Linked DNA regions of Homo sapiens: region 2 is linked to region 1. The links are chromatin loops, found by intact Hi-C in ENCODE. Cell type or tissue: natural killer cell. All regions are shown on one strand. Each heading gives the region's core, and the rest is flanking DNA. Links, peaks and the distances in the headings are about the cores only. Region 1 overlaps ATP1B4 (ATPase Na+/K+ transporting family member beta 4). Region 2 has its middle 6.4 kb from the start of LAMP2.

What was found. Peaks named below come from ENCODE experiments on the same cell type or tissue, not always from the same donor. Only the 100,000 strongest peaks of a DNase experiment are listed, where the experiment ranks them.
Region 2: a loop joins it to region 1, with 21 times the contacts of the local background. A loop is called at or near these places in 23 of 110 quality-filtered maps.

The regions. Positions count from the first base shown.
Region 1 is chrX:120,378,781-120,384,106 of GRCh38, forward strand. It overlaps ATP1B4 (ATPase Na+/K+ transporting family member beta 4), which reads left to right. Exons shown (of 8, transcript NM_001142447.3): 8 at 693-4,457. The coding sequence ends at 854. Among named protein-coding and RNA genes, the nearest start is that of ATP1B4, 19 kb to the left of the region's middle. In natural killer cell, for the core only: no CTCF peak of the experiment used is centred there; a DNase peak (open chromatin) is centred at 2,141.
Region 2 is chrX:120,472,970-120,478,352 of GRCh38, forward strand. No RefSeq gene overlaps it. Among named protein-coding and RNA genes, the nearest start is that of LAMP2, 6.4 kb to the left of the region's middle. In natural killer cell, for the core only: a CTCF peak has its summit at 2,676; a DNase peak (open chromatin) is centred at 2,652.

The DNA.
Region 1 (5,326 bases), core at 1-5,000:
GTATTCCCTTTAGTCATTGCTGTCAGAAAGGGCTCAGTGACAAAAGAAGAGCTGGCTGGGATCTATGAGAATTAGGGAGCAGGAGATAGTAGAGGGGTAAATAGCTGCTGGCCATAACCAGGAGCTCCCTTTACCAATTCTTATCACAACCACACTCCTTTCCATATCTGAAAGAATCTCATATATGGCCTAATTTAACCTTTTAAGTTTACGAATGGGAAAATTGGGGTTCAGAGACAGAAAGTGACTTGCCCAAGACCATACAGCTAAGTTAGTGGCAGGGTCAGGAGCAGATAAATTACTACCAATGTGCTTAAACATGCCCTAATAATCACGCTTCTGTTTCTCCCATTTGAAGCGCTGGGGTGAGTCCCCAACACAGGGACTCGATAGACACTAGTTTTGGTTTAATTCATGGTCTGATTTCCAGAAAAATCATATCATGCTGAATCAGAATTGGTTTTTCCCAGAGGACAATCAGATATCTGACAGTGACTTGTTAGAGAAATGTATGATTTTCCCACACTTTCCCACTGCAAGGAGAGTATGTCTGTTGCTTTGGCCATTTGCAAATTGGCATCATGGGATTTACTCAGTTCTCTTTGTGAGGGTTGTCATCCTGCAGTGATTATCTGATCACTTCCCTCCTACCACCTCCCCACACTTAGAATTCATTTTTCTTCTACCTGCAGGTTAACTACACATCCCCCTTGGTGGCAATGCACTTTACAGACGTGGTGAAGAACCAAGCAGTGCCTGTGCAGTGCCAACTGAAGGGCAAAGGCGTCATAAATGATGTCATCAATGATCGTTTTGTGGGCAGGGTAATCTTTACCCTGAACATAGAAACTTAAGAACTTCAGGGGGCCATTCTTACCAGTTCTGTTTCTGTTTTATCTCATGGTATCTCTGGTAGCACCTGAATTCTTTTTCTTCAATTAGGACACAGCCAGATGGACATCTAAGACAGCCGATCATCTTTCCTTGCCTATGACATGTGTATAAAATGACATTGTGGGAGCTGTTCGATTTTTTAAAGGTAGTGTCTCCTGATGACAAACAGAGTATATTAATTTCCTTTCCCTCCACTTAAAACTAAAGCCTGTTCTTGCTGCTGGTAATCTCCCTGTAGCGTAAACATAGTATCTGATAAAATTTACAATAGCCACGCAATAGCCATCAAGGAGAATTTCTATTATGATTATAAATTCATCATGTTTTCTAAAATTCTGTTGGTTTTAGAGGTCAGATTCCTCCCAACCAGGCTAATAACCTAACACATGTTTAAAAAAAATCTGCCTAAGCCGGGTGTGGTGGCATGCATCTGTAGTCCCACCTATTCAGGAGATTAAGGCAGGAGGATCACTTGAGCCCAGGAGGTCAAGGCTGCAGTGAGCTGCACTGCATTCCAGCCTGGGTGACAGAGTGAGATCCTGTCTCTGAAGAAAAAAAAAACCTGCCTGGCAAGGTCCTTCCCTGGGAATCACCACTCGGTCCAACCTAGACAACCAAGACCGCTATACCTAAAGACCTCTATATCCTGGTGCCTAAGAAACTTCTGCCTCCCACAGACAACTAAGTGCTTATTCAAAGACTAGGTTATTTTCAACTGGGAAAAAAGCAGTGCTAACAGGATATTGTTCTGGGATAGAGATGAAGACCGTCCTTGTGACTTTTTAAAGAGGTGGGGCTCACTGCAACTGGGGAGAACACTTAGCATATGGATATGATTGGTGTTTGATTCCTTGCTCTCTGGTGTAATCGTCTAAAGGCAAACATTCCTGCAAACAGGTTTTTCTCAGCTTCAGGCAGAGGAGACAACATGGAAGAAGATTCCCACCAGCTAATTCTTCTTGGGCTATTTGTTTGACAGTAGCATGATGTTTTTTGAGACCATCAGGGGTGGTTACATAGACCAGCAGCTACAGCTCTGGAAATTGAAATCATAATCTGTCAATGAATACATGACAAGACAGAACGTTCCTTGCCAGGCCAGGCAAAAGCCAAGGCCCATTAGCCAGTTTAGCATTTACTTTAAAAATGACATGAGGCAGATTCTTATCCAGGATGTGGATCAGCCAGGTCACTTTGTCTTATCTTTGGTCACCTGATCACTCAACTGCTTCTTAACACCTCCACCAGGGGGAAGGCTGGCACAAGGAGAAAAAAAAAGCAAGCATCAGCGAATAGTATAGTGTCTCAGGGTCCGAAGCAAGTTTAAATGCCACCTAGGAGGATCCAAAGTCTGAATCTCCTCTACAATGTTTCCTTTCTCCCAAAACAGGGAACTGACTGTCTGGTAGTGAAGACAAGCAAGTGGAGAAGTTATACGATATAGTTTAATGAGAGTTAAAAAACTAGTATGTGGAAAGCTATGGGAATATGAGGAAAAATATCTTGAGCTAAGAAAGTAGCAGAGGAAATTTCACATGCAAAGCCACAGTCATGAAGAGACCATGGTGTGTCTGGGTAACTGTGAGCAGTTTATGTAACTGGAATGAAAAGGGCTCAGAGGAATGGCAGGGATGGCAAGAGATCCAGCTAGAGAGGTATTCAGGGATGGAAAGAGGACTTTGAGTTTTATCCAATAGGTGAAAATGAGTAATTAAAGCATTTTAATCAGGGAGGCTCTGTGATCACATTTGTGTTTTATTTTATTTTACTTTATTATTTATTTGTTTATTTTTGAGATGGAGTTTCGCTGTTGTCACCCAGGCTGGAGTGCAGTGGTGTGATCTCGGCTCACTGCAACCTCCACCTCCCGGATTCAAGTGATTCTCCAGCCTCAGCCTCCTGAGTAGCTGGGATTACAGGCACACACCACCATGCCCAGCTAACTTTTGTATTTTTGGCGGAGACAGGGTTTCACCATGTTGGCCAGGCTGGTCTCGAACTCCTGACCTCAAGTGATCCGCCTGCCTCAGCCTCCCACAGTGCTGGGATTACAGGCGTGAGCCACCGCACCCGGCTTGCAATTTAGAAAGGGCACTTGGCAACCACTATGTGAAGGGTGATTGGAGAAGGACAAGACTGTGGAATGGGGAATAAGGAAGGAGGAGTTTGGAGAATGACTCCAAAGGTTTGAGCTTGGCTAGAACCGGTAAGATGGTGACATTGTTGATCAAGACTGGGAATATAAGAGAGAAGCAGGTTTGGAGAGATCAATTTTGAACATTTTAGACATGATTTTCTATTGGTCAGACATTGATGTGGAGATGTAAACACATGTAGGGTTGGTGAGAAGGAAAGATGAGAACAAAAGCAACATTGGGTTAAGGGAACTCGCTTAAGAAATTTTAAGCTATTTAATCTTGGGAACTGAAGCCAGTCATGTAAACATACTATACCAATCTAGTCCCTAACAGTGTTTTTTCTCTTGTGGCAGAAAGAATTGCTGTTCCTCTTTGGAATCTCCTTCCCAGACACCTTCAAAGTCTTATTGACACAGTAAAGGGAGGCCAACCACTACTAACAAGTTCTAGAAGATATAGGATCTTCTATAGTAGGTTAATGGAAAATACAAAAACAAACAAACATACAATGAAACTGCCTCCTCTCAACCCATTTTCTTAACAAATTCAATTTTCAAAACTAACCTTTAAAAAGAAAAGGAACAAAATGAAAAAGACAATAACTTTTAAACCACTTGAAAATTACCTCAATCAAACTCTCAAGATTCAGTAGTAAAAGATAATAGAATGTTAGATCTGGAAAGGATATTAGAGAGTGTTTAGAAAAAACAACTTGCATTGCATCTGACTCCAGGTCCAGTGCTCTTTCTACTCTGAGCTGCTGCTTACCAGAAAGTACCATCTTCTTAAAAATCAATGAATGATATCCCAAACATTTTGAAACGTATGTAAATTTTGAGTTAAAATAGTTAACATTTCACAGGAATTCAACTACTGGTGCTATACTTTATACATAATACATTATCCTGTTAAATGCATTGACTATTAGACAAGGAATTATGAATCATTTGTCAAATAATATTTATCTTTCAATGGAATCCATTGTGTCCACAATTGCAAAGCAATATTGAAGGGTACTAAGATAGTTTGGGTTGTCAGCTAGGACATGAAAAATGTAGGTTTACTATACAGAACTGGATATGATAATATATTCATTAAAGTTATGTTCTAACTGTTCAATAGACTTCTAGTAGATTAATTTAAATAGTTCCCCATACCGTGCTGCATCAGGATTTGATTTGTATGCCATCTGTTGCAATGCACTTGGTTTTACTTGCTTGTCAATGAGAAATACTACTTCCAAATGTCTTCATGGTTTTGTCCATACTGGACTTTGGGTTATGATTTTTCACCTTCTACTCCCCTGAAATCATTATCCTAAAGTAACTTTTTTTAGGCACCTATTTTCTGGGGATCAACATGTAAAAAAACATTTATATTGTCTTGAGGAGTTGTCAACAACAATAAATTGAAATAAAAAAGAAATGTATGATTTTCTCTTTCTAGACCATATCACTGATTTTCCCACTGGAATATTGGGCAGCCATGTGGGTGGAAAACTTGACAATTGACAACCTGTTAGTTAAATATTGTTTTTCTTCTCTCTCCCCTCTTTTTGACTCTTAGGGTTTAGTCACAGGAGGATAAAACTAAAAGTTGTTTCATTTCTGGGCATTTTTTCCTTTGTAGTCTCTGTGCTCTGGTTTCTCGTTAGACTGCTTTGTGAGAGCAGCCTTTCTTTATCAAGGTTGAGTCCTGGTATAAACTGTTATGTTTGTTTGTGTAGGAGAGGAACACTAAGAGAAACTTTCAGGCTGAGGGACAGAACCAAAATTAGAAGAGAAACTTTGAAAATGTTTGATGAAAGTCTGGCTAAATGGCTTTAAGGACATCTAGCCACAAACTGTTTCCCAGAGCAAATATGTAATGGCAATTGCAATTAAAGACATAAATATTTCCAATCCTTTATTCAACTCAGAGGCTAGGCTGTAGCAGGAATCTTTCCTCGGAATCTTTCCTTCTTTCCTTGGAAGCTGCCTCAGCCTAAAGTCTGCTAGGCAACAGATCCCTGATCCCAACATATTTCTCCCTGTCTAAATTCTTCATTAGAGTCATTTTCTTTACTGCCTCCCTCTTAAAATATTCATACATAATAAAGTAATTTAACCAAACCATACAGAAGTATGATTTACACTGTGCTTTTCTCCAGGCAGAAAATGGAGGTTTGGGTATTTATATGCATATGTTGGGAGGAAGGAGAGTGGATACGATGTATGGAGGCAAAGGGCAAGGAAAAATAAATGGAAACACTACTTCACAAAGTTCTTCAGTTGCAATCTAGAAGGGAAGAAGGG
Region 2 (5,383 bases), core at 233-5,232, 94 kb after region 1:
ATGCTGGCTCCTTGACTGGGACAGGCATCGTCGTGAGACACAACAATGTTTTGAAAGTTGTAGATACATGCTGGGTATTTTGTCAGCATAAATAGGCTAAAAATTCTCAAGTCTTTGTTTGCACTGAGCTTCCATACTCAGAAATGTTTAATGTTTTCTCCAAAAAACACTGTGAGAAAGATCCCTTTTCTTATACAGTCTCCCATTACCCTGCCCCAGATTGAAGGAGCTTTTCCTTGGCTTTCGGTGGTAGATGCAGATGTATACGTGAGACTGGGGTTAGTGTTTGAGGAAATCTGTGAGATCCCCTCCGATCTAAGCTTCACAAAGGTTGACTTGATTGTTGGTACCGCTGTATCTAGGGTGCTTTTATGTGCGCTCCTGAATATACCTCATACCACCCCAGTGCACAAACTCCTCAGCAGTCCCCCCACACTGTCCCCTACCATCATAGGTAGATTAAGACTCTTTTCAGCACCTTTGAGAGTGCATGACTTTTTGGCCAAAGAGCAGGAAATCATTGGCAAACATTTCCCTACATGTCAACATACTGAATGGTGTAAGAAATGATGACCCTATCAGATTTGGTAAATGATAGACAATGAAATGTGGGGATGAGCAGAGGAAATGAACTTAAAGGTGCAGAAGTTTAGAATGGAAGAATAATAAATAGTTATTAAATAAATGGGCTGGGCACGGTGGCTCATGCCTGTAATCCCAGCACTTTGGGAGGCCAAGAGGGATGGATCACTTGAGATCAGGAGTTCAAGACCAGCCTGGCCAACATGGCGAAACCCCATCTCTAGCAAAAAGTACAAAAATTAGCTGGGTGTGGTGGCACATGCCTTTAAACCCAGCTACTCGGGAGGCTGAGGTTCAAAAATTGCTTGAACCAGGGAGGCGAAGTTTGCAGTGAGCCAAGATCGCGCCACTGCCCTCCAGCCTCGGTGACAAAGTGGGACCCTGTCTCAAAAAATAATAATAATAAATAATAAAAATAAATAAATGAGTGCCCCTGAGGTATTGGTGTCATCTATTTGCCACCAAAAATCTTTACTTTTTAAATTTGCATTATCTTTTTATCTGCCCCATTTTTCCTTTCCCTACTCATCCTTTTTTTAGTTTCTCCTACCCTCCCTCTTTTTCCTTTCTCCTTCTGGCATGTCCCTTTTTTCTGGATAATACCTTTAATATCTACTGTCTGGATGACAGTATGGTCATCGCTCAACCCCACAGCGAGGTCACAGTGGGCTCAAGGGGCTGCCAACTCTTCAGCCAGAGTTCTCTGGATAAATGGAAACATGCCATTTTGAGTTGTTTGTTCTCCTGGCCAGTAGTATTCTCAACCTCCCCTGCCAAAAGATCTGATCCAATCTGCTAAAACAAAATGGTTTATGCATCACAACCACTGGAGGGCTTATTAAAACACAGATTACTAGGCCCCACTGTGAAGTTCAACAGCTCCGGGATAGGACACAAGAATCTGCATTTCTAGCAACTTCCCTAGTGATCTGATGCTGCTGGTCTGGAGACCACATTCTGAGTAATGAGATCTCAAACTCTCAGCAGGGGCTCTCTGTCCTCTGGGGAATGGGGTTAAGAGATGAAGGAGGGCTGGGCATGGTGGCTTATGCCTGTAATCCTAGCACTTTGGGAGGCCAAGGAGGGTGGATCACCTGAGGTCAGGAGTTCAAGACCAGCCTGGCCAACATGGCGAAACCCTGTCTCTACTAAAAAAAAAAAAAAAATACAAAAATTAGCCTGGCGTGGTGGCAGGTGCCTGTAATCCCAGCTACTCAGGAGGCTGAGGCAGGAGAATTGCTTGAACCCGGGAGGCAGAGGTTGCAGTGAGCCGAGATTGTGCCATTGCACTCCAGCCTGGGAGACAGAGCAAGACTGCGTCTCAAAAAAAAAACAAAAACAAAAACAAAAGATGAAGGAGAAGAGATTTTTATTAATTTCTGCAGTAAAGTTGTACAACGAATGGATTTTTTTTGTAATAATGAGTTTTAAATTAATGTAAATTATTAAAAATCAAATCATTTAAAATGTTATGAGCCAGGTGCGGTGGCTTATGCCTGTAATCCCAGCACTTTAGGAGGCTGAGTCCGGCAGATCACCTGAGGTCAGGAGTTTGAGACCAGCCTGACCAACATGGTGCAACCCCGTCTCTACTAATAATACAATAATAATAATAATAATAAATAATAATACAAAAATTAGCCAAGCGTGGTGGCACATGCCTGTCTGTAATCCCAGCTACTTGGGAGGCTGAGGCAGGAGAATCATTGAACCGCCCCGCCTCCCAAAAAAAAGTTATCCAAAAAGCCACCATTTCCCCTCTTTTGGACCCCAGTCCCATTGCCCAAAGTAACAACTGCTATTGGTCTTTTTTTTTTTACACTGCAGAGAAAAATCATATATGTACCAGCATATATATTTACATGCTTTTTTAAAAAAATAGACAAATATGATATTGTTTAGTGACTTACTTTTCTCACTTAGTGGCATATTTTGAAGATTATTCTTACAAATCTGTAGCTTTACCTCATTCTTTTAAAAGCCTGCATAATCTTTGTGTAGCTGTACTATAATTTACAAACATAAAAAATATTCTTAAACACCTTTTCCTCAAATCTCTAGATCTGTCTGCAGCATCACCATGTGGTTAGTATAGGGATTGCATCATAGAACAACACCACTTTATTTTATAGAGAATTTTATTTTATTTTATTTTATTTTATTTTACTTTATTTTTATTTTCTTTTTTTTTTTATTGATCATTCTTGGGTGTTTCTCGCAGAGGGGGATTTGGCAGGGTCACAGGACAATAGTGGAGGGAAGGTCAGCAGATAAACAAGTGAACAAAGGTCTCTGGTTTTCCTAGGCAGAGGACCCTGCAGCCTTCCGCAGTGTTTGGGTCCCTGGGTACTTGAGATAGAGAATTTTAATAAACCATTTAGACTTATGTCACTGTTTTGAAAACTGGAAACGTGCCACAAGATAAGCATTGCTCATCTGGCCAGCAGTTGTGATGCTGAACTAGATTTTTAGAACCCACTCAGCCATCAGATTATTATTTATTATTTATTTTTTATTTTTCGAGATGGAGTTTCACTCTTGTCACCCAGGCTGGAGTGCAGCGACGCGATCTCAGCTCACTGCAACCTCTGCCTCCCAGGTTCAAGCGATTCTTCTGCCTCAGCCTCCCGAGTAGCTGGGATTACAGGCGTGTGCCACCATGCCTGGCTAATTTTTTCTGTATTTTTAGTAGAGACAGGGTTTTGCCATGTTGGCCAGGCTGGTCTTGAACTCCTGACCTCAGGTAATCTGCCTGTCTTGGCCTCCCAAAGTGGTGGGATTACAGGTGTGGACAGCGCCCGGCCAGCCATCAGATTATTATGCGACCTTAGGAAAGTCACTTCATCCCCTTCGTGCATCTGATCTCCCTCTCCACATACAAATTATGACACACATCTCTCCCCCTCCCCCCAATTTGGAGGAAATAGGACATAGCTGACAGCAGGAAGTTGCTTCTTAGAAATTAAAACACTAGTTGGGGCCGGGCGCGGTGGCTCACACCCGTAATCCCAGCACTTTGGGAGGCCGAGGCGGGTATATCACCTGAGGTTAGGAGTTCAAGACCAGTCTGGCCAACATGGTGAAACCCCGTCTCTACTAAAAGTACAAAAATTAGCCAGACGGGGTAGCGCATGCCTGTAATTCCAGCTACTTGGGAGGCTGAAGCAGGAGAATGGCTTGAACCCAGGAGGTAGAGGCTGTAGTGAGCTGAGATTGTACCACTGCACTCCAGCCTGAGCGACAGAGTGAGACTCTGTCTCCAAAAAAAAAGAAAAGAAAAATTAAGTAACTTGCCCATGGTCACATGTCTAGTAAATGGTGCAGCCAAACCAGATTTCAAATTCTGGCAGTCCAGCCCCAGTATCCCTGCTCCTAACCATGACACTATTGTGCAAAGGTCTCTAGCACCAAGTGCTATTTCTAATCCCTGAAAAGCCTATCTGCCCATTGAACACATCGACTCAGATTGCTCACTGACACCTCCAATTTAATATATCCTAAACCAAACTCAGCATTTCTCTTTTTCTCCAAGCCAGGTGTCCCTCCCAATTTTTTTTGTTCCCACCATTCTCCCAGTCACCCAGATTAGAAATCTTGACATTACCTTTAATCCAGCTCCTCCATACCCCAAACTAGCCACACATCAACTTCTGTTGATTTTCCTTTTATTATTTTTCTTCACTCCATCCTTAGCACTCTATTCCCACCTTAGGCCAGGCCTTTATTATCTAGCTGGTCTCCTTGATTCCAATCCATTTACACACCAATGTCACAGTGATCTTCCTCAGATAATGCTTTTACCACATCCTGCTCCTATTTAAAATCTTTTGATAGCTCTCTCTCCCTCTCTCTCCTATTATATTAACTCTAGATTCTTCTGCTTGGCTTTTAAGGGCTTCAGTCTGGTTCCTCCCTACCGAGCCGATCTTTTCACATTACACATTCTCTGCTCTAATTTGGCTGGCCTCCTTACTGCTGCATAAGTTTTCATTCACATTACATCTGTGGCAGACATGGCTTGTTGCCTACCAGTTATTCCCCCTCCTTCCTTAGTAACAGAACCTTGATTATGTTACAGGTGACAGTGTGTTCCCCAAGAGGTGAATCATAATTGTTTTAAGCCGGTCATGCATGCAAATTTTTGCTAGTGATGGATATAGGGGTGACTAGGTGACTTAGTTCTGGCTAATGAGACATAAGGAGAACTCTGAGGGAGTTTCTGGGAAAGATTTTTCCTCTCTGAAAAAGAGATGATCATAGAAAAGAGCTCCATCAATCTCTTGCTTAAGTTACTAGAGTTAGGATGTGGTGCTTGATGGTGTGGCAGCCATCTTGGAACCATGAGAGGAGACATTGCCATTGCAATGAGGATGTCAAAACAAAAAGATAAAATTACTGATGATATTGTTGAGTTGCTACACAAACTCTGGGACTGCCCAGCTCCCGGTATCTTGTGAAGTGGTGCTGTGGACTGAATGTGATTTCCCAAAATTCATATGTTGAAGTCCTAATCTTCAATGTAATGGTATTTGGAGGTGGGACATTTGGGAGGTAATTAGGTTTAGACAAGTTCCTGAGGGTGAGCTCCCATGATGGGATTAGTGTCCTTATAAGAAGAGGAAGAGACCATAGCCCTCTTTCTTTTCAACATGTGAGGATAAAGCCAAGAAAGCAGCCATCTACAAACCAAGAAGAGTGCCCTCACCAGACACTAGATGTGCTGGCACTTTGATCTTGGACTTCCAGCCTCCAGAGTGTGAGAAATCAGTGTTTGTTGTTTAAACCACCCATTCTATGGTAT